5 separate regions of the Homo sapiens genome follow, and all the other regions are linked to region 1. The links are chromatin contacts, found by Hi-C or POLR2A ChIA-PET in ENCODE. All regions are on one chromosome and are shown on one strand. The core of a region is the stretch at or near the end of the contact, and the rest is flanking DNA. Distances in the headings are between cores, read along the strand shown.

Evidence for each region. A loop is a pair of places that touch in the nucleus more often than their neighbours do. ChIA-PET counts read pairs that join two places held with the same protein, here RNA polymerase II (POLR2A). Pooled maps may share reads with other maps.
Region 2: a loop to region 1 is called in a map with no recorded cell type, with 6 times the contacts of the local background. The contact joins the promoter of UCP2 here to the promoter of ARHGEF17 in region 1. A Hi-C loop is called at or near these places in 1 of 37 single-sample maps with no recorded cell type and 3 of 50 pooled maps. POLR2A ChIA-PET finds 5 or more read pairs at or near these places in 2 of 52 experiments (Caco-2 and GM10248).
Region 3: a pooled map shows a loop between it and region 1 (3-fold over the local background). The contact joins the promoter of DNAJB13 here to the promoter of ARHGEF17 in region 1. A Hi-C loop is called at or near these places in 1 of 50 pooled maps. POLR2A ChIA-PET finds 5 or more read pairs at or near these places in 2 of 52 experiments (A549 and Caco-2).
Region 4: a pooled map shows a loop between it and region 1 (4-fold over the local background). The contact joins the promoter of COA4 here to the promoter of ARHGEF17 in region 1. A Hi-C loop is called at or near these places in 1 of 37 single-sample maps with no recorded cell type and 5 of 50 pooled maps. POLR2A ChIA-PET finds 5 or more read pairs at or near these places in 3 of 52 experiments (A673, MCF 10A and activated T-cell).
Region 5: a pooled map shows a loop between it and region 1 (2.6-fold over the local background). The contact joins the enhancer-like site here to the promoter of ARHGEF17 in region 1. A Hi-C loop is called at or near these places in 2 of 168 maps with a recorded cell type or tissue (A673 and Right ventricle myocardium superior) and 8 of 50 pooled maps. POLR2A ChIA-PET finds 5 or more read pairs at or near these places in 4 of 52 experiments (BJ, PC-9, WTC11 and 1 more).

The regions. Positions count from the first base shown.
Region 1 is chr11:73,306,029-73,310,154 of GRCh38, reverse strand. It overlaps ARHGEF17 (Rho guanine nucleotide exchange factor 17), which reads right to left and starts at 1,879. Exons shown (of 21, transcript NM_014786.4): 1 at 1-1,879. The coding sequence starts at 1,516. ARHGEF17-AS1 (ARHGEF17 antisense RNA 1) reads left to right here and starts at 794. Exons shown (of 3, transcript NR_147696.1): 1 at 794-1,483; 2 at 1,591-2,273; 3 at 2,599-2,644. RefSeq lists enhancers at 64-884, 890-1,767 and silencers at 1,188-1,407, 1,638-1,967, 2,368-2,507.
Region 2 is chr11:73,980,164-73,984,289 of GRCh38, reverse strand. UCP2 (uncoupling protein 2) reads left to right here and starts at 1,447. Exons shown (of 8, transcript NM_003355.3): 1 at 1,447-1,569; 2 at 2,658-2,814. RefSeq lists enhancers at 110-610, 3,862-3,921 and silencers at 867-1,026, 1,327-1,536.
Region 3 is chr11:73,948,877-73,953,002 of GRCh38, reverse strand. DNAJB13 (DnaJ heat shock protein family (Hsp40) member B13) reads right to left here and starts at 1,977. Exons shown (of 8, transcript NM_153614.4): 1 at 1,866-1,977. The coding sequence starts at 1,933.
Region 4 is chr11:73,874,294-73,878,419 of GRCh38, reverse strand. COA4 (cytochrome c oxidase assembly factor 4 homolog) reads left to right here and starts at 1,574. Exons shown (of 2, transcript NM_016565.3): 1 at 1,574-1,663. It overlaps PAAF1 (proteasomal ATPase associated factor 1), which reads right to left and starts at 1,421. Exons shown (of 12, transcript NM_025155.3): 1 at 1,352-1,421. The coding sequence starts at 1,398. RefSeq lists enhancers at 1,184-1,253, 1,274-1,323.
Region 5 is chr11:72,736,659-72,740,784 of GRCh38, reverse strand. All of the region lies in intron 1 of ARAP1 (ArfGAP with RhoGAP domain, ankyrin repeat and PH domain 1), which reads left to right. Among named protein-coding and RNA genes, the nearest start is that of ARAP1, 14 kb to the left of the region's middle. RefSeq lists enhancers at 3,646-3,745, 3,916-4,095. Within about 2 kb of position 2,469, at least 17 of the 41 ENCODE cell types and tissues checked have a DNase peak (open chromatin) inside an H3K27ac peak, as active enhancers do.

The DNA of each region.
Region 1 (4,126 bases), core at 630-3,129:
CTCTGCCATCTAGGGGGTTGCTTCCACGGTCCCCGGAGCTCCCACCAGGTTTTCGGACCCTCAGCTCTGAAAGGTCTGAGCGCAGGAAACTGAGAAGCGTCAGGGTCTCTGAGGCGATATCTGGATTTGACAGGGACTTCCGCTGTCGACTCTTTTCAGGCTCAAATCCTCCATCCCTCAATGCCCTAGAGGTGCCTCCAGGTCCTTTGGCACGGGTTCGAGCCTGGGACCGCAGGAGCCCTTCCCCAGCTCCAAAGCTAGGGGAGCGGTACACGCCCCAGCCCCCAGAACCCCTACTAGACCATAGGTCGTCGTCCTTGAGGGTCTCCGTGCTGGAATAACGGCTGCTACCGCGGGAGCCTGCGGGGCTGGCCAGGTACGAGGGAAAGCTCACCTTGGCCACACGGAAAGCTCCTCCCACAGAGTCAGACATAGGCCGAAGTCCCTCCTGGGGACCTGGGACGCAGGGCGGAGAGCCACTACCCCACTCCCGGAGTCCTTCTTCTCTAGGGGCTCTTGGAGATGTTGGGGGCTCAGGGCTCCCAGAAACCCCTGCTGAGTTCATGCTGCTTAGATTTAACCCATCACTGTCAGGCCTGCAGTCCTGATCCAATAGGGAGCTTCCAGGCCTGAGCCCGGGCCTCCCTCCCCAGCGGTGGCCGCCCTCACCGTCTCGGTCGTCGTCACTGCCCGAGGAGTGGCCGCCGTGGTAGGCCGGACTCTGGGCTCCAGGCAGCTGCGGCGGGCCCTCCTCTTCCTCCTCGCTGGAGCTGGCAGCACGACTGCGGCTGACAGGATAGGAGGCGGCGATGGAGGAGGAGGAGCAGGAGGCCCGGGCCCCGGCCTGCGGTTGGGAGAAGATATGCCAAGAATGTAAACCATCCGCTGGACGCTGCGCCCGCTCCTGTTGCTGCTGCGGCCGGCGCAGCCTCCCTTCGGTCTCCGGCCCGGTCAGGGGCCGCGCCGAACGCAGACCCGCCAGGGGGAAGCATGTCCGAGGGGGTGGCGTCGGTGGCTGCCGCGACTCCCGAGCCGGAGGCTCCCACGCGGCACCGTCGGGGCTGGGCGTTCCTGGGGATTCAGAGTCGGCGCTGGGCCTCCTGGAGCCAGGACCGCCGAAGAGCTTGCGCATCTCGGTGACGCTGGGCCAGGCTCCTCGCGCTGGGCCCTCGGCCGCTTCTTCCGCGGCCGCGGGTAAGACGCCTCCGTCTCGGGTCCCAGCGGAGCCGTCGTCCAGACGCGGCGCGTCGAAGCGCCGGGAGAGCTGGCGAACCGACGGCGAGAGGCTGCGGAGCGGGCGCGGCTGCGCGGGGGCGGCCAGGGGCCCAGACGCCAGCTTGGACACGCGCCGAGAGGGCTGGCCCCGGGCAGCCGTGGTCGGCCGGCACGAGGCGCGTCGCCTCAAGCCGGGGGTGTCCGTGTCCTCCTCCCTCAGCCCGGGGCCGCCGCTCCAGCGCTCCAGCAGCTTGAACGAGACGCTGCGGTAAAGCTGGGGCCGGGGTGCCCCGTCCGCCATAGTGGCGTAACTCACTCCGGGGGGGCTGGCCTCGGGCAGCCGCGGCCAACCCCCCCTGCGCCCCCACTCCCTAGGAGCGCAGCGGCCCACGCCGAAAGCAGCGCACGGGAGTGTGGGAAGAGGACGCAGAGACCGGAGCAGAGGTTTCTCTGCCGCGGCTCAAGTTTCTGTGGCCACCGGCCGCAACGTCTCCATCCCGGGCGGCCCCTCCCGCCTCAGCGCCGACCCCCAGGCCCAGCCCCCGCCGCGGCTGGAGCGACCAGGGGCACCGCGGCACCGCCTGGGCGGGATCCCAGCGCTTGGTTCCTCGACTCTGCGTCCGCCTGCCCAACGCCCTTGGCTGCTCGCTCCTGGCACCCTTTTGTTGCAAATAAACTTTGCGGCAGAGGCAAGGGGGCGGGGGGCGGGGCCTCGCGCCCAAAAGAGGGGGTGGGCTCCGGGCGTGCGCGAGCCTGGGAACCGCGTGGTGGGAGGGAATCAGGGAGGAGCCGAAGAAGAAAAAGCCTGCTGGAGGACTTGCAGACTGAGGCGACCCTCTGGCCCTCCAGAGAGGTCCCTCGGGAGCCCAGCAGGCCGAGCTGCCCCCAGGGAGTCGCTGAGACACACACAACCGCTGAGCGTGCTCAGCTCCGCAGACTCGCAGCCAGGGCGCCGCGTCCACCGCGGGCCACCAGCCTCCGCGCGGAAACACCTCCTGCCCAGGGGCTCCAACATGGCAACCTCGGACTCACAAACTCTCGTACACACTGACACTCAGGTGCACGCAGACGCACACTCTCTGGGCCGGGAAAGGGGTGGGACTCGGCGCCAGGGAGAGCCCGGGGAGCCGCGGGCTAACTGAAGGGTCCGTCGCGCCCTACTCCCCGCCCAGGCCACGCCTCCTCCCCTTCCCTCCCCCTCCCCGCCCGCCCTCTGCGGCGAATTTAGCTGTAGCCACGCCCTTGTCCCCCCATCTCGCTCCCAAGCGCCCCGCCCATCCCACCTCCCAGCCGCCTGTCCGGCTCCGACCGGCCCCCAACCCGCCCAGCGTTGCTCCAGAAGTCCCACCCTTCACGACCGCGCCCCCACCCCTACTTTTCCAGCTGCCACGCCTTCCACCTGCCCCTGCAGTCTGGCGGCTCTTCTCCTGGACTCTCCGCCTGGATCCCCGAGCCTTTTCTTCTTGCTCTGGAGTACGCGGCTCTTGCGCCCCCTCGCGGCGTGATTTTCCCAACGCACGGAGTCCTGGACGGATAAAGCAGCACCCATCCCCCAAAAACGGAGAGTTGTGAAAACTTCCTTTCAGTCGTTACCTAATCCCCTTAGTCTTTTTCAGACCTTCGCAAAGCGCACTGCCCCTTCTTAGGCCTTATACACAAAAGGAGCTTCGACGGGAACGCCCTCGACTTCCCACTGCCAAACCTATACTCTTACCCGCAGCTGCTTCACCTTCTTGGCAGGAAAAGTGTCGGTTGTTTCTCTGGCTTCACGCTGATCCCTCGCTTGAGCTCCCCTCCCGCCCCTGCCTCCGTCTGAGTCTCACATTGTTCTCGGTATTGGGGCATCATCCCCTTCCGCATTCCCACCTGCCTCTAGATCCCATTCATCCTCCCGGCCCAACTAACGAATGAACGAACGAATGAAAATGTATGGAGTACCTATAATGTATGGGCAATATTATTTAACTTATTTTTTAAAATCCACAAACCACCCTTGGGGACAAATATTATTACCCCTTCTCTGTGGACCGTGAAGGAGAAGTAACTTTGACCACTATGCAAGTCAGGAAATAGCAGCTCCTGCTAAAATTCAGATTTCAGGGGCTTCAAACACCATGCTCCTCCAGCCAGCTCTGAGATGCACCCCCAAATCCTGATGAAGAAGGAGGTTCTCGTTCCTTTGAGCCCCCAGTCTCCTCCTTCTCCTCCTTGGGCCTGAGCTCACTCTCCTCAGGAACAGAGGATAACCTGGTCTGACCCATGCCCCTCCAGCGCTGCCCAGCCTTCTTCAGGCCTGGTCAAACTGCCCTGGCCCCTCCAACCCCCAGTAGCAAGGCCTCGGGGACACATAGTTAGGTCAGCAGTCTGTGCATTACCCAGCCAACCCCACTGCCACCAGGTCCAGCCAAGGAGATGTAGCTGGGCCAGACTAGGCTAGGAGACGGGGTTCAGAGGAGAGGGGCAGGCAGGAGGATAGGAAAGGATGGTAGACACCCAGGGATTGCCTGACTACCGAATGAGAGAGAGAGGACTCAGCCGGGACTCCAGAACCTGCTTGCTACTCATATACCCCACAGGATGAGGAGGTCACTCTCCACTCTCTGGGCAGCCTCTTGAGTTGTGGAATATCTCTGTAGCAAGAAAGTGCTTCCTCTCTGTGTTGAGACCAGCATCCAGGGAGTCCCTCACCTCAACCTCATCTCAGCTCTGCCTCAAGGGGGCCAAGGAGTAAATCTCTCCCTTTTCTCTAGGAAATTGATAAAAGAGAGCCCTGCTGGCCTGTGCCTCTCTGTTCGGCCTTACTCTGTGACCTTGGGTAAATCCCTGCACTTGCTGGTGTCTGAAAAGTGAGGAGTGGGGTGTCTGAAAAGTGAGGAGTGGTTCAGGTTCCCCAAGAGTGCCCTCTCTGGCT
Region 2 (4,126 bases), core at 198-2,697, 670 kb before region 1:
TTCTGCTGTTGCTCAGCAATCTCACAGCAAATTTGCCGAGCCTCTCCGGAATGCACAGCCAGACAGAGCTCAGCGCAAAAGCTAGAGAACCTGGCGGAGGGAGACTCACAGTGCCACAAAAAAACTTTATCTTTTCTTTTTTTTTTTCTTTTCTTTCTTTCTCTTTCTTTCTTGTCTTTCTGTCTTTCCTCTCTCTCTCTCTGTCTTTCTTTCCTCTCTTTCTTTCTTTTTTCCTACATGGCAAGATCTCCTCATGGCAGAAATAATCTGCCTTGACTTCTGTTTCCACGCTGCTTCTGCCAGGACCATGCGCTCGGCGTGTTTTTCTTTCCGCTATAATTATCCAGGCCCATCCCAGCTCTGGTCCCCTCAGCTGTTCCCTGGCAGTCCCTTCTGCTGGTGAAAACACATATGGCGCCGGCCTGACCAGGGTGTAAGTGTGTGAATATCAGGAAGATGACTGAACGTCTTTGGGACTCCGTTTCCTCATTGTAAAATGGAGGTTAATACCAGCCTTCTTCTACTCCCCAAACGCACGTGTTTGTCCCGGCCAGAGGGCCCAATTGTTGGCTGTTCACGCGTCAGTTACCCCCACAGGACGGGTCAGCCAATTAAAGGCGAACCAGGCCCGGTCCATCTCCTGACGCCTTTTCTCATCCCAGGGCTGGACAGGCAGCTGGCCTGGGCCCGGCTCTGCCTTGTCACGTGCGGGGGCCGGCCCGTTTGCTTGTCTGTGTGTAGGAGCGTGAGGTCACGCTGGGTGCTCCCGCCCCGCCGGGGCCTTTAGTGTCCTGGTCCCTAAACGCCAGGCCGCTCCACCGGGGGAGAAGGCGCGAACCCCAGCCGAGCCCAACGGCTGTTGTCGGTTGCCGGGCCACCTGTTGCTGCAGTTCTGATTGGTTCCTTCCCCCGACAACGCGGCGGCTGTAACCAATCGACAGCGAGGCCGGTCGCGAGGCCCCAGTCCCGCCCTGCAGGAGCCAGCCGCGCGCTCGCTCGCAGGAGGGTGGGTAGTTTGCCCAGCGTAGGGGGGCTGGGCCCATAAAAGAGGAAGTGCACTTAAGACACGGCCCCGCTGGACGCTGTTAGAAACCGTCCTGGCTGGGAAGGCAAGAGGTGTGTGACTGGACAAGACTTGTTTCTGGCGGTCAGTCTTGCCATCCTCACAGAGGTTGGCGGCCCGAGAGAGTGTGAGGCAGAGGCGGGGAGTGGCAAGGGAGTGACCATCTCGGGGAACGAAGGAGTAAACGCGGTGATGGGACGCACGGAAACGGGAGTGGAGAAAGTCATGGAGAGAACCCTAGGCGGGGCGGTCCCCGCGGAAAGGCGGCTGCTCCAGGGTCTCCGCACCCAAGTAGGAGCTGGCAGGCCCGGCCCCGCCCCGCAGGCCCCACCCCGGGCCCCGCCCCCGAGGCTTAAGCCGCGCCGCCGCCTGCGCGGAGCCCCACTGCGAAGCCCAGCTGCGCGCGCCTTGGGATTGACTGTCCACGCTCGCCCGGCTCGTCCGACGCGCCCTCCGCCAGCCGACAGACACAGCCGCACGCACTGCCGTGTTCTCCCTGCGGCTCGGTGAGCCTGGCCCCAGCCCTGCGCCCTTTGCGCCCCCCACGCTTGTTCTGCGTGCGCTGCCCGCTCTTCCATTTACCTTCTCTCCCACCCAAGTTTGTACTCTTTTCTTTCTCTCGGTTTTATTTTTTGTTTTTGTTTGTTTGTTTGAGACAGGCTTTCGCTCTGTCTCCCAGGCTGGAGTGCAGTGGCGCGATCTCGGCTCACTGCAGCCTCCACCTCCCAGGTTCAAGCGATCCGCCTGCCGAGTAGCTGGGATTACAGGCGCCCGCCACCACGCCTGGCTAATTTTTGTGTTTTGTAGAGATGGGGTTTCGCCATGTTGGCCAGGCTGGCCTCGAACTGCTGAGCTCAAGCAATCCGCCCGCCTCGGCCTCACAAAGTCCTAGAATTTTAGGCATGAGCCTCCGGGTCCGGCCTGTGCTAATCCTTTCTGTCCTTGGTTCTTTATTTCTCTTCTCTCTTTTTCTTAGTCCCTTTTGTTCTTTCCCTCTCCCGTTCAGTTGGCTGTCGTTTGAGCCTCCACCTTTTCACTCCCTCCTTTCCACCACGATGCCGAGCCCTGCCTTGGATGGGGACCATCAGCGATGACCACAATGACCTCTCCCTTACCAGGCAGCTCCAGGCAGTGTTCCTGCACCGCCTTTCCCAGGGCTTGGGGGCTTTTTCTAGTGGGCTTTGAGCTGCTCAATCTGGCCTCTGCAGGGCCGGCTCCCAGCCCTTCCAACCTCCTCACAGCCCGACCTGGGACCTAGCCAATTCCCGGAGAGTCTCTGTCCCATCGTGACCCCCTCACAACTCTCCCACTCACCAAAGTCTGATGACTGTGCTAGGGGGTGCTTATATAGAGTACTGAGTGTTACAAAAGCAGAAGTCTGGATGAGAACCAATTTGTGATATTAAGCAGGTGGGGTGGGGGTGGGGAGTGTACCTAGGTTCATTTTCCGCCCTGCTTTTCCCCTTTCCAGTGTGTGCACTTAACCAGTCCCTGGGCCCTGTTCCCCATCCCCCTCCAAGGCATGGATTGGGTGGGCTTGTGTGTCTTGGGGCAGGTGGCCCTTTCTAAACTCTCTGCCTTTGCTCACCCACAGGACACATAGTATGACCATTAGGTGTTTCGTCTCCCACCCATTTTCTATGGAAAACCAAGGGGATCGGGCCATGATAGCCACTGGCAGCTTTGAAGAACGGGACACCTTTAGAGAAGCTTGATCTTGGAGGCCTCACCGTGAGACCTTACAAAGCCGGGTAAGAGTCCAGTCCAAGGAAGAGGTCTCTTGCTGCCTCCTAACCCTGTGGTCTAGGGGCAGGAGTCAGCAGGGCATTAACAAAAATAATTACCATCCCCACCCCCGACAGTGAAGTGGCTCTTTCCAGTTCACAGAGCACTCTCACACCTCCCCGCTCTCATTCTGGCCCTTCAGCTGACTCGGACAAGCCAAGGATCTTGGTCCCCATTTTATAAAGGAGAAAACTGAGGCCCACGTGTAACAGTGATTGGCCCCAAGTCATCCCGGGAGCCAGCAGAAGAGCTAGGACAGGAACCTATTGTTCTAACTTCATATTGATGCTAGCTTTTGACTATCCCTGAAACCGAGATTGGTAATCAGCCCGGCTCTGAAACTGGTTATTTGCTGGGGACTGTAAAATAGGATTAACTATTTCTAGTCCTGCATTTTAATTGCTGTTAGTAGGGCCATCTTACCCACCCTCTGAAGGACCTGACTTGGCAAGCCCAAGGCAACATTCAGAATATGGCAGCTGAACCTCTGTGCACTTGTCTTTGGGCAGCAGCTGGGTCTTATTCTTCTCTGGCCTTCACAACATCCTGCAACCCAGCTCAAGGTCAGGAATGTGACAGACTCATGTCATCATATCTCTGATGCCCAGAGAAGGGATACCATTTGCCTGAGCCTTCTCAGTACTGTTTAATCAGCCTGTGAGAACTTTCCTTGTGAAAGGCCCTGTCTGTGCCTGGGGCTGATAAAACAGCAAGAACGAACTGAGGAGCTGGGCAGCAGTGCAAAGCAAATACTACCAGCTTTGGTGCCTGTAAGTGTGGCTCTTACTCATCTCACATGGAAATAAGGGCAGCCACCTTGCAGGGCTGCTCTGAGGATTGAGCTAATACAGTGCCCTGGGCGTTGGGGTGGGGAAAGTTGTGGAGCACCTCCTGGGGGAAGGGGGTGTCAGAGCAGGGAATCTGGGGAGTCCGAGGGCACCTTCATCAACCCAATCTGTCATTTGAGCACCAGTCTTCACTGAGCCTCGTGGGCAAGCTGGAGGGAAACAGGAATAAGGTCAGGCCCTGTTCTATAGGTCCCAGTGTAGTTGCTATGGTGAGTATCTTCATTTCCCTGCTTGCCCCAGCCACCTGGAGTGAGAAGCCCAAGAGGAAGCTGGGTGAGCTGTTTGTTTCCATGGGTCTCTGTGTTCACAGCTGACTCCCTTCACCAGCCAGCCCTTTCACCTGAGCCCCAGCAACAAAGGCAGTCAGGCGGGGCTCAAAGCAGCTGCTCCAATGAAGTCAAAGAAATAAGCTCAGGGGAAGAAGCAGGTC
Region 3 (4,126 bases), core at 728-3,227, 640 kb before region 1:
ATCCTCCTGCTTTGGCCTCCTAAAGTGCTCAGATTACAGGCATGAAACACCATGCCAGGCCTTAATCACTCTTTATATGACATGGTTTCACATGCAAATGATTGCTGGACACATGCATTATCTCATCTAATCCTATTTCAATCTCACAGCAACCTTTATTATGATGATGATTTTTAGACATGGGAAAACTTCGGCTCAAAGAGGTTAAGTAATTTGCCCAGGTCACGCAGCTAGCAGGTAAGTGAATCTGGATTCTGATCCAGCCCTTTCCAGTGCTTAAGCTGTGCTTATCTTTCTGCACGCCCACTGCCCTTCCTCCTGATTACCTTTCCCTGGATGGGTCCTTCTGGTCAATGAGATGCTCCGAAGAGTGGGTGACATCATACACTGTCCTGAATTGTTCTCAGATCCTTTCATGAGTTTGTGTCTTTTTTCTCCAACACCGCAGACTCTCCACTTATGCCACTGATCCCCTACAGGACCTGGCCCAGGAATAGGCCCATGACTGGCAACTCTGGGAGGCCTGATATCTGAACACTGGCTCCACCATTTACTAGTGCACTTGTGGGATAATAATGGCACTTAATTCTCAGGGCTGTTGTGAGGGTTAAACAGTGATGGAAAGTTCTCAGAACAGCACCTACACACTCAAAACATACACCTATTGTCACTGCCTAACTTAATTGATTGAGTTATCCTGGACTCCTCTTTTCTTCACCCTCCAGTGATCCACTTAATTACCAAGTCCATTCCCTCCCCTTTCTCTGGCCTCATCTTTTGCCTTGATTACCACGAACAGCCTCCTAAAGGGTCTCTCTCCTTCCAAGATAACTTCCACAGCCCCCCATACTTCCTCTTCTGTAACACTCATCACAGTTGTGGTGACTTATTCAACATCTATTCAGCAACAAAATCTAGCTGCATGAGGTAAGGGAGTGTCGATGTCGGATTCCGACATTTATCTCCAGCTGCTACCACTGCAGCAGGAGTGAAGTACCCTCTCAACCCTTGTGGTAGACGCTCAATAAATATTTGTTAAAAAAAAAAACATGTTTTTGGCCAGGTGCGGTGACTCACACCTATAATCCCAGCACTTGGGAAGGCTGAGGCGGGTGGATCACCAGAGGTCGGGAATTTGAGACCAGCCTGACCAAAAAGGAGAAACCCCATCTCTACTAAAAATACAAAATTAGCTGGGCATGGTGGTGCATGCCTGTAATCCCAGCTACTTGGGAAGCTGAGGCAGAAGAATCGCTTGAACCCAGGAGGTGGAGGTTGCGGTGAGCCGAGATCACGCCATTGCACTCCAGCCTGGGCAACAAGACCAAGACTCCGTCTCAAAACAAAAAACAAAAACATGTTTTCAGAAAAATGTACTGACTCCTGTTGTAGGCTTTCTTAGGAACGAGCCAGAACGTCCTTAAGATCCGATGGAAGTATTCAGGAATGTAGTTTAGTCAATGCTGAAAACCTCCATCATGGCCAGAATTGAATTTAAAACATCCATCTGGCCTGGCCACTCCCTTGTTCACAAGCCTCTGGTTCTCCATAATATTCAAGATAAAGTTCAAATGGCTCCTTTGTCCCCACTTCATTGCTGGGAAAAGCAAGGCACCCAGGAGAGGATATAGGGCATGGAGCATAAAGGGAGATGGGTTGGGAGCAGATTGAGGAACTAAAGAGTTCAAATTTCCAACCTGGGCCCTGACCCAGACCAAAGCCAGGATACAGGTATGCAAGAAGTGAAAGGAGGAACAAGGTTTACCTTGTCTGCGCTAAGCTGTGCAGGAAAGCTCGTTTTGGAAGAGAAGAGGGCAGGGCCTGCCCCAGCACACCCCTAAGGCCTGGCTCCCACCCCAACTTACGCCTGCTTGATCTGGGCATCCTCTGAATTGCGAGTGATCCCGAGCACAGAGTAATAATCCTGGCCCATGGCTGGCTAGCTGGCAGTCAGGCCCTGGATAGTCCTCAGACTCTAGCAAGGCTGTTAGTTGGCTTCCTTGGTTGCTCCTGACAACCGCACAGGTGCACTCTGGGAGTTGTAGTCCCACTTCCCTAAACAAATTTCAGCTCTGCCACAGAGAGGAGTCAGTGAAAGGACTGGGGGAGAGCTGGGGCTGATTCTGCGACCCTGTGAAAGGTCACTCAACTCGGAAATTGAAGACTCACAGGGCTCTGTTTTATTTTGTTTTTGTTTTTAAAGAGAGCAGTAATTAGTTTTAATAAAAAGGTTTTAGAAGAAATGCATTTGGCTAATTTTTTAAAAATACATTTATTTTAGAACAGTTTTAGAGTTTAGAAAAGTTGAGAAGACAGTACAGAGAGTTCCCATATACCTCACATCCACATTCTCCTATTTTATTATTATTATTATCATTATCATGTTTTTGAGACAGGGTCTTCACTCTGTCACCCAGGCTGGTGGGCAGTGGCAGGATCACACCTCACTGCAGTCTCAACCTCCCAGGCTCAAGGGATTCTTCCACCTCAGCCTTCCAAGTAGCTGAGACACAGGCGTGCACTACCATGCCTGGCTAATTTTTGTATGTTTTGTAGAGATGGGGTTTCACCATGTTGCCCAGACTGGTCTTGAACTCTTGGGCTCGGCTTGGCCTCCCAAAGTGCTGGGATTACAGGTGTGAGCCACTGCATTCACATTCCCCTATTATTAACATCTTACATTAGTATGGTACATTTGTCACAAATAATGACCAATATTGATACATTATTATTAACTAAAATCCACATTTTATTCAGATTTACTAGTTGTTTTAACCTAATATCTTATTTCTGTTCCGGACCCCATCCAGGATGCCACGTTACACTTAGCTGTTGCATCTCCTCTGGTGCCTCCTGACTGTGACAGTTTCTCAGACTTTCCATGTTTTTGATGACCTTGACAGTTTAAGTAATAATGGTCAGGTGTTTTGTAGAATGTCCTGCAATTGGAATTTGTTTGGTGTTTTTCTTTTTGTTTGTTTGTTTTTGTTTTTTGAGATGGAGTCTCACTCCATCGCCCAGGCTGGAGTGCAGTGGCACAATTTCAGCTCACTGCAACCTCTGCCTCCCGGGTTCCAGCGATTCTCCTGCCTCAGCCTCCCAAGTAGCTGAGATTACAGGCATGTGCCACCATGCCCGGCTAATTTTTGTTATTTTTACTAGAGACGGGGTTTCACCATGTTGGCCAGGCTGGTCTCAAACTCCTGACCTCAAGTGATCCACCCACCTCAGCCTCCCAAAGTGTTGGGATTACAGGCGTGAGCCACCGCGCCAGCCCTCCTTCCCCACTTGCTGTATTGCACTCTTTGGAAGGCAGTCACTGTGCGGCCCACCCTTACAGTGAGGGAGTTATGCTCCACCTCTCTGAGTACAGCAGAGCCCTGTTTTCCATGCACATCCCAAATCCAACTGGTCACCAAGCTCAGTCCATTCTGCTTCCTAGACAACCTCTCAAGCCCAGCTCCTCTGCTCTTCCTCCTCATAATCAGGGCCCAGCTCTGGATTCATCTTTCAGCAAGACCACAACAACTTCCTCGCGGGCCTGCCTGCCTTGTCTCTGTTCTGCAAAGCCCACACTCCTCATTACTTCGAGTGAACTCCAAACTGCTTACCATGGCACACAGGCCCTCTGTGATCTGGTGCCTCCCTTTCCACCTGAGCTCTCACCACTGCCCTACACGCACCCACTGCTTGTCAGAATGGACTGCAGTGCCTGCCACTGCCCAAACCAGCCATCCCCTCTCCTCATTCACCTCTGCTGCTACCTCTGCTCAGAACCTCCCACCCCACCCACCACAGACCCTCGCCTCAACCCAGCTAACTTCTATTTGTTTTTTCTTCTTAGGAAGAAAAAGAGCAGCATTAGAACATTCCTTGTTGAAGGAATATTGCCCCGATGTGCCCCTCCCTACCTGTTTGTAATTCTCTTGCTTTTCTTTAGAGCTTTACTCCATATGCCTGTACCCAGTGGTGTGCTGTTTTGTGGCATTTGCCAGTTCTTCCCAAGCCAGTACAAGCCAGCTCCAGTGCCACACTGCAAATATCCACAGCAACATATTTACCTTTTCATATTTTTGAACTTTATATAAATGGTATCATTTATACAAATGGTAGGTATTTGTGTGTG
Region 4 (4,126 bases), core at 325-2,824, 570 kb before region 1:
ACAAGATTCCTTTTATTATTTTAGCACCTGCCCAATCATCCAAATCCTGATCTCTTCACCCTAGCACTTTTAGGGTATAATGGAAAGGGTCTATGCATTTAAGACAGAAAGATCTAGGTTGACAGCAACCCTCTATCATTTGACGAGATGCATGATCTTGGGCAAATTAAGCCTTCTGATTCTGGTGCTGTATTTTCTCATAGGTAGCTAGTGGCACTTCATGTTATTGTTCTTTATTACTTATCACATTCTGTGTACTAGCAACTAGTCTGTATTTTAGCCCACCTAAATTAAGTAAGGTATAAATTTAGTAAGGTGTAAATTTCTTAAATGCAGAAGGCTATGTTTCATTCATCTTCACCATTGTTTCAATTTGAAAAACCCTTATTAGTAGTAGCAGTTGCCAAATATAGCACTGCTATATTCATCCTGAAGCCTAGAGAAATAACTGGAATAGTATAAGATCAATAAATGTTAGATGAATGAATAGTTTGCTGTGTATTCCTAATTAAGACGTCAGCTTTTCTTCTTTTTTGAGATGAGTATCGCTCTGTCACCCAGGCTGGAGTGCAGTGGTGCAATCTCGGCTCACTGCAACCTCCACCTCCTGGGTTCAACCGATTCTCCTGCCTCAGCCTCCCGAGTAGCTGGGATTATAGGCGCCCACCACCAAGCCCGACTAATTTCTGTATTTTTAGTAGAGACGGAGTTTCACCATGTTGGTCAGGCTGGTCTCGAACTTCTGACCTCAACTGATCCACCAATCTCAGTTTTCCAAAGTGCTGGGATTACAGGCATGAGCCACTGCGCCTGGCCTGGATGTCAGCTTCTTGAAGAGCAGGAACCATCACTTATATTTAGAGTATACATCTGAGCTCCACCAAGCATCCAGTATGGGGCCTGGACACAGTATTAGTTTCCTTAATAGTATCGTCCAGTATGCCTAATATAGCATTAGGGGCCTAGGAGAATACAAAGGTTCCATCACATACACAAAGTGGTGGTGAGTACAGAGACTTCTGGAAGTAACTGACGACTAATCAATATTTGCTAAATGACTGCTTGGCCAAAAGCCTTCCTGCCTCCCAGTATCCCTGTCTTTCTCCAACTCACTGATACTAGTTCTGACGCGGGGATCACACAGCTCATGTGCTCCCTTGGCCTAGGGATAGCTTTTCAGAGAATGACCATACGGGTTTGATACTTCTTTTTCCGGACCCTGTTCCCTCCATATCCCTCGACAATTGACGAAGTAACCCCTATTGATATCCTGGACCAGGCATGGCTCTCCTTGACGCAAAGCAACATCCACTACCCGCCTCCTCTGACTCTGTTCTGGGCCTGGATTCACCTGAGGGCTTGCGCCCAGTCGCTCTGAATCCTCAAAGGCGCCGCCATCTCGACCCCGCCTCCACCAGCCCACCTCTTCCGCCCCTTCCCGGAAGTGAGTCCCCGAGAAGCGTGCGGCGAGGACAGAGGTGGGCTCAACACCAAGAGGCCACCAATGAAAACGTGACTTTTTCACATTCCCCGCCCCTTCCGTGTGCACGCTCCCCACGAGGGGCTGGTTCCTGAAAGGATGTACAGAGGATCCCCAACCGCCTGCGAAACCCAAGCCGCCGCGTAGGAGCGTGCGTTCGGGCCCTCTTCTCCCACCTGTTCGGTGAGCATCGCGTACCGCGTTCTTCAGGAGGCGTTGCGGGCACAACGGGGCTGCGATCAGCGGCCGCGCGCGCGCATGCGTCCTCAAAGTTCAAAGTCCTCGATACGCCTGAGGCGCCTCAGGCCTCGTGGCTGCCAGCATTTTTCTGCTTTAAGATCCTTTCCATGACTTCCTTGTTTAGGCCAGCCTCCACGATCCAGCTGCCAACCATCTAGCCTACCCTGATCTCTGAGCAGGGGTCGTCGTCATTTTACTCCAGAGGAGACTGAAGCCAAAAGGTGGTGAGAGGAGAGTACAGCAGCATTTACTGAGTCCTATAGTAGCCCAAGCGCTTTTCATTCGTTATATTAATCTTCATTCTAATTGTGCGAATTAAATATTATTAATGGGAAAACTAAAATGAAAAAGATTACATAGTAAGGCGTAGTGCTGGGATTTGAACACGGATCTCTTGGTTTAGGATCAAGGCACTTTCTATTCCACTGTTCTTTCTCTAAATTATTTGCTCCTGGCCCTATTTAAAGAGTTAACAGTGTATTTAGGAAGAGAAAACTATCATTTATTGAACTCTTTAGACATACCAGCCTCCTTACAAACCTTACCTTTTTTTTTTTCTTTTTTTTTTTTTTTGAGACAGGGTCTCCCGCTGTAACCCAGGCTGGAATGCAGTGGCGTGATCACGGCTCACAGTGTTGCCCAGGCTGGGCGCAAACCATCCTCCCGCCTCAGCCTCCCAGTGTTGGGATTACAGGCGTGAGCCATGGCACCCGGCTTCATCTCTGTGCTTCCAGAGAGGTTATTAAATGATGTGTCCAAGGGCACCAAATGAGGCAGTGACAAAGCTAGGTCCAAGTCTGTTTCAAAGCCCATTTTCTCCCTCTTGCTTAAGTTATACCGCCTCCAAGGCAAATGAGTTGTGTAAAGTGCCTAACTCCCTCTTGTGATTCCCCATTGCCCTCAGAATAAAAAGTCTTAAACTCCCTACTATGTCCTACAAAGCCTTGTGATGATCACTTACTTATATCGCCAGTTTAATATTGTCTTATTCTCACACTGTATTCTCCCATCACTGAACTTTTTTTTTTTTTTGCTCTCATGTGTCAGATTCTATCTCAACCACCTGCTCTTCCATTGACCAAAAATAGTTTTCCCATCTCTGGCTAACTTCTGTTCCATCTGTCAAGTTTCAGCTTGGAAATCACTTCCTCTAGGAAGCCTTCCCTGCCTATTCCTGCCCTTGTCTGGATTAGGCATCCCTCCACTGTGGTCCCAGTCTTTGCTATCTGTACACTGTGTAGTAAACTGCCCTGTTTCCTTGTCTAGGTTGTAAACTCCATGAAGCCAGGAACTTAACTGACTTAGACAGTCTTGAATCCTCAGCACTAGCATAGTGCCTGGTACATGATAGGTACTTAATCATTTGTTGAGTGAATGAGAGACACAGTTAAGGCAATAAGGAGTCCTAGTTGCTTTACAGCCCATCATGGTGAAATTTTTGCAAAGGCTGAAGTCATTTCTCTTCAAACCTTAAGTTCCTTCTGTATGCTGCTTTCTGCTGAGTGTTCTGATGCAGACGGGCAAGACAGTTTGGGCAAATAAATACACCTCACATTTTTGTATAGTTTACAAAGCCATCTCACCTTATAGACCCAGAGGCCAGGTTTCTGCATACTGTATGCTACAGCCACAGTGAACTCTTTCCATCCTTCCCATGTGTCAAAACCTACCCATATTTGGGCACTCTTTCACTTTGTTTGTTTGTTTGTTTTGGAGATGGAGTCTCACTCTGTCACCCAGGCTGGAGTGCAGTGGCACGATCTTTGGCTCACTACAACCTCCGCCCCTTGGGTTAAAGCGATTCTCCTGCCTGAGCCTCCCGAGTAGCTGGGATTACAGGTGCCTGCCATCACGCCCGCCTAATTTTTGTATTTTTAGTAGAGACGGGGTTTCATCATCCCGGCCAGGCTGGTCTTGAACTTCTGACCTTATGATCCATCTGCCTCGGGCTCCCAAATTGCTGGGATTACATGTGTGAGCCACTGCACCCAGCCTCTTTCACTTTTTAAACTTTGTTCTTCAGCATAGAATAAGGCTAGTAGGATAAAAGAAGAAAGGTTATTTATTTGAAACAGGGTCTCACTATGTCACCTAAGCTGGAGTACAGTGGCACCATCATAGCTCACTGCAGCCTTTGAACTCCTGGGCTCAAAGGATTCTCCCTCTTCAGCCTCTTGAGTACCTGGGACTACAAGTGTGTGCCACTATGCCCAGCTAATTTTTACATTTTTTTTCTTTTTTCTTTTTTTTTGAGATGGAGTTTTGCTCTTATTGCCCAGGCTGGAGTGCAATGGTGTGATCTCGGCTCTCCGCAACCTCCGCCTCCCGAGTTCAACCTCGGCTCTCCTGCTTCAGCCTCCTGAGTAGCTGGCATTACAGGCATATGCCACCACACCTTGCTAATTT
Region 5 (4,126 bases), core at 1,220-3,719, 570 kb after region 1:
ATTTCCCATGTGAAAGTCTGAGGGCTGCGCTCTGTGCTGCTGGCCACCAGTGCCTGGGAGGGAGACCTTATTTGATTAGCTTTGTCTTAGACCCTTGGGAGGGTAAGTCGGGGGCAGGGAGGGGGCTTTGAGTGTCAGTCTCTTATTTTCCATCCAGATGGCCTAGGAAATTAGCAGTTTCTCTTATAATAGTTCTGTTAGTAATCTATGCATGTTATACTTAAATGATAAAGCTACCTTATAATGATGGTTTTGGGGAGCAAACTGGAACAAACTCAATTGTAATGACTTAAAACATGTTTATCATTTTTTTCTAATTATAAAAGTGATAATTGTGAAAACTTGAAACAGTGCAGACATGAAGGTTGTAGAAAGTGAAAGTCTTTCAAGATTGGGGTTGGAGTTAGCGTGAGGCCTGAAAGTGGGGTCAGCAATGCCTACTGTCCCTTGGTCTTTCATGTCCCTTAGTCATTAATAAAACTGTGGTTTAGCATTTTATTAGGGTGATGCTGGTAGGGTTGCTGCAGGAAGGTTGTTAAAAGGTCCTGCCTCCCACCAGGTCCACTGTGTGTGGGTGTGCGTGTTGTGCACTGCTCAAAGGTGCCTGGCAGGTGTAGGGAAGTGAGGGCCAGAAGAAGGAGGACTGAAACCCAGCCTGTCCTCTTCTTGCTCAGCTGCTTCCCTTGGTGTGGGGCTCCTGGAAGAAGAGGAATCTTTTTCTTATTTGCCTAAAGGCCCCACCTGGGTTGGAGACAGCTCTTCTCCCCCTGCTCCCCACAGTCCCCAAGGGGAGCTGGTGAGTTCATTGTATGATGGGAGTGTGCCATGCCAGGGCATTCCAGGGGAGGTCCAGAATGCCGTGAAGTCAGGTCTGGTCTGGAGCTCTGCAGGGGGACATGGCTGGAGGTAGGCTGTGGTAGTCATTGGTGTCTGGGGTAACCGAGAACCTCAGGATGTGGAGGGAGTCTAGCCCAGAGCCTGGCTACAAGCCTAGCACCCAGGGTCAGGACTAGCCAAGACCTTAGGGCTAGGGACAGGAAGTGACTGCCTGACGGCAGAGGAGTGAGCAGAAGAGCACGCTGGCCTCCAGTACACATGCGGTGGCGTGTCATGGTCATCTGGGTGCCAGGCTCTAGGAGGCAGGGAGTGACAGCTCTACTTTGTGGAGGGGAAACTGAGGCTCAGAATGTGATGTGACTTGCCCCAGGCTTCAGACAAGAAATGGTGGAGCCAGGACTGGAACCAGACTTGCCTTGCATACTGGGTGGGGAGGGGGCCCAGGCCTGGAGCCGAGGGACATTGCTGATAGACCCCCAACTCCCCACCAGCAAGCTGAGGCAGCTCTTCATTCCCCCGGCTCTGGGGTCCCACTCAGTCCTCACTGCCCTGAGGGGCTGCTCCCCATCAGCCACCAGCACTCCGGAGACCCCAGAAGACAGGCCACACCACACATGGGCCAGGACAGGAATCTCCTGGTGCCAGGGAGAGTTATAGGGCAGAGATGCGGCCTGGGGTAGGACAGGAGACCCCAGTGTGCCTTCCTGAGACTGTTATGTGGTGGCCACCAGTCCCCGAGAGATGGAAAATAGGCTGCTTGGCCCAGAGATCGGTCAGCTGCCCACTCGAAGGCTGTACCTGCTGCCTTTCCTGGCAGGGCTGGAGGGAGGTGGCTTCTGCAGAGGCGTGGGGGCCACTTCTGCACCCTCTGGGCTGGGAACCCAGCCCCCACTAGTTCCTCATATCTGCGGAAGTGCCTCTAACACTCTTGCCTGAGTGAGCGGAGCCTGGAGAAGGCCCAGGAGGGCAGCAGACCGAAGAGGCCCTATGCAGAGGTATCACCTGGTGACTGGGCCGGGGAGGGGGCCAAGGGTGGGGTATTGGGCTGTGGGGTTGTTGCACACAGTTGAATTGCTGGTAGGAGCTGTGTGTGGTGGGAAAGGGCAGATCTGAGGTGTGGCCATTGGGTGGGGTGGTAGGTGTGTGTGGCCCTGGGAGATGTGTGGCCCTTGAGGTAGTGTGAGGTGTGCATTTGTGGTACCAGTGGGGTGTGGTTTGTAGACCCAGGCCTGGCCAGAGCTGGCTGTGTATGTTCTTGGTTCCTGTTGGGGAGCTCCGAGGAGTTTCCTGAGGTCTGGATGCTGGGGTCGCTGCCCTGCCTGCCTGTGCTGGGACAGCTGGGCCCAGGGTAGGGGATGAGGCTGTATAAGGGAGGTGGTGGTGGACAAGCTGAGGCCTCAGTTAGGACCCCTAGCCTGCCTTCCTCCCCTCCTTGCTCCCCATAGGGCTAGGTCTTTCCTTGAACCCAGGGCAGAGGCCTGTGCGGAGGGGAGCTGAGGATGCAATCAGGGGAGGCGGCCTGGCCAAGAGGACTCCAGAGCTGGGTGTGGAAAGGGTTAGGACCTTTAAGGCTGCCCTGATCCAGGGCTGACTCATGCAAATCAGAATGCAAAACAGGCTCAGGGAGGCCTCAAGAGAGAGCCACACCCACACGGTCAGCAGACTATGCAGGTGACGGAGGGCCAGCCATTGAGCCTTTCTCTCTAAACATCTTCTGTTCCCACCCCACTGACATCTCCTGTCACCAAATTCACCAGGTCCTTTTCTGTCCCTGGGCTTTGCACACCCAGTCCCCTTTGCCTGGAATGGCCTCCACCTGGCCACCTCCTACTTATCCTTCAAGGCCCAAGTCAGGGGTTCCTTCTAGAAGCCTCCCTTACTTCACCAGACAGAAGCAGTCACGTCCTCTGAAGGCCCCGTGAGCTCCAGCAGGTGACCTGGTGAGTTTCTACCTCACACAGCTTCCATGACATTGACATAGAGAAGAATCACAGGCCTTAGGGTTGTTATAAGAACAAATGAGGGACTGGGTGCGGTGGCTCACGCCTGTACTCCCAGCACTTTGGGAGGCCAAGAGGGGAAGCTCGCATGAACTCAGGAGTTCGAGACCAGCCTGGGCAACGTGGCAAAACCCCATCTCTACAAAAAGTACAAATATTAGCCAGGCATGGTGCATGCCCCTGTAGTCCCAGCTACTCTGGAGAGGCTGAGGTAGGAGGATCACTTGAGCCCAGGAGGCTGAGGTTGCAGTGAGCTGAGATCACACCACTGCACTCCAGCCTGGGTGACAGAGTGACCCTGTTTCAAAAAAAAAAAAAAGAACAAATGAGATGAAGGAGAAAATCTAGCAGGGGCTGGGCACATGGTTGCCAAATGGTGTGCATTTAGGGAAAGAAGGAAGCTGGAGGGTGCCTGTCTTTGGCTAAGGCTCTGGGTCATCTTCTTGCTGGGCCGGTGAAACAGGTCACTAGTCAGTAGTGGGTAGAGATATTACCATGGAGTTGCTGGGCTGGGACAGAGAAGGGGTGATGAGATTTGAACTCTGACCTTGGGGTTGAAATGGTAGGTAGAGGACAGAAGGGCAAAAGTTTTGGTTCCAGCAAGAAGTACTCAAGCCAGACGTGAAGAAGGACTGGCTGACAAGGATTAGAGATTCCAGGCGACCCTTACCTCTGGACTGGGACTGAGTGCACCTGTGAGCCCAGCCAGGTCCTGGGCACCACTGTGGACAGCAGAGGAGATAAGAAGGGGTATGGACTCTCAGGATACTCCAGGATACATGGGGGATTGGGTGGAGGTGGACCCCCACAAAACAAGCAACCAAAGAGAGAGCAGAAGCAGTGCCGAGATATGGGGCTCAGCCTCAGAGGACTAGGAGCTTGAGGGGGCAGTCAGGGCAGACTTTTTGGAGGAGCTGGCCTGGAGCCACCTGAAGATGGGAGGATGTGGTTTACTCACTCATTGTCAGCAGACAACTTTGGGGGCTCCCTGTTTGCCAGGCCAGTGCCTACTGTGAGAAGTGACATGGAGGAAGTCATGGACAGGGCCAGCCCAGCCTGGCTGGGGGTTGGGGTATGTCACTGACAACTTGAGCAAGTCACTTCCTCCCTGTGGGTGTTTGTTTCTTCGTCTGTAAACGTCAGAGCTGGATGAAGTTGAATGACAGACCAAGGAGTGCTCGAAGGCACTGGGAACCATGGAAAGGCTTTGAGTGGGGGTGGGACTGTAGTTGGCACAGTGGAGAGACGCTGGAGGGACATGAGAGAGAAGGAGAGGCAGGATGGGGGTG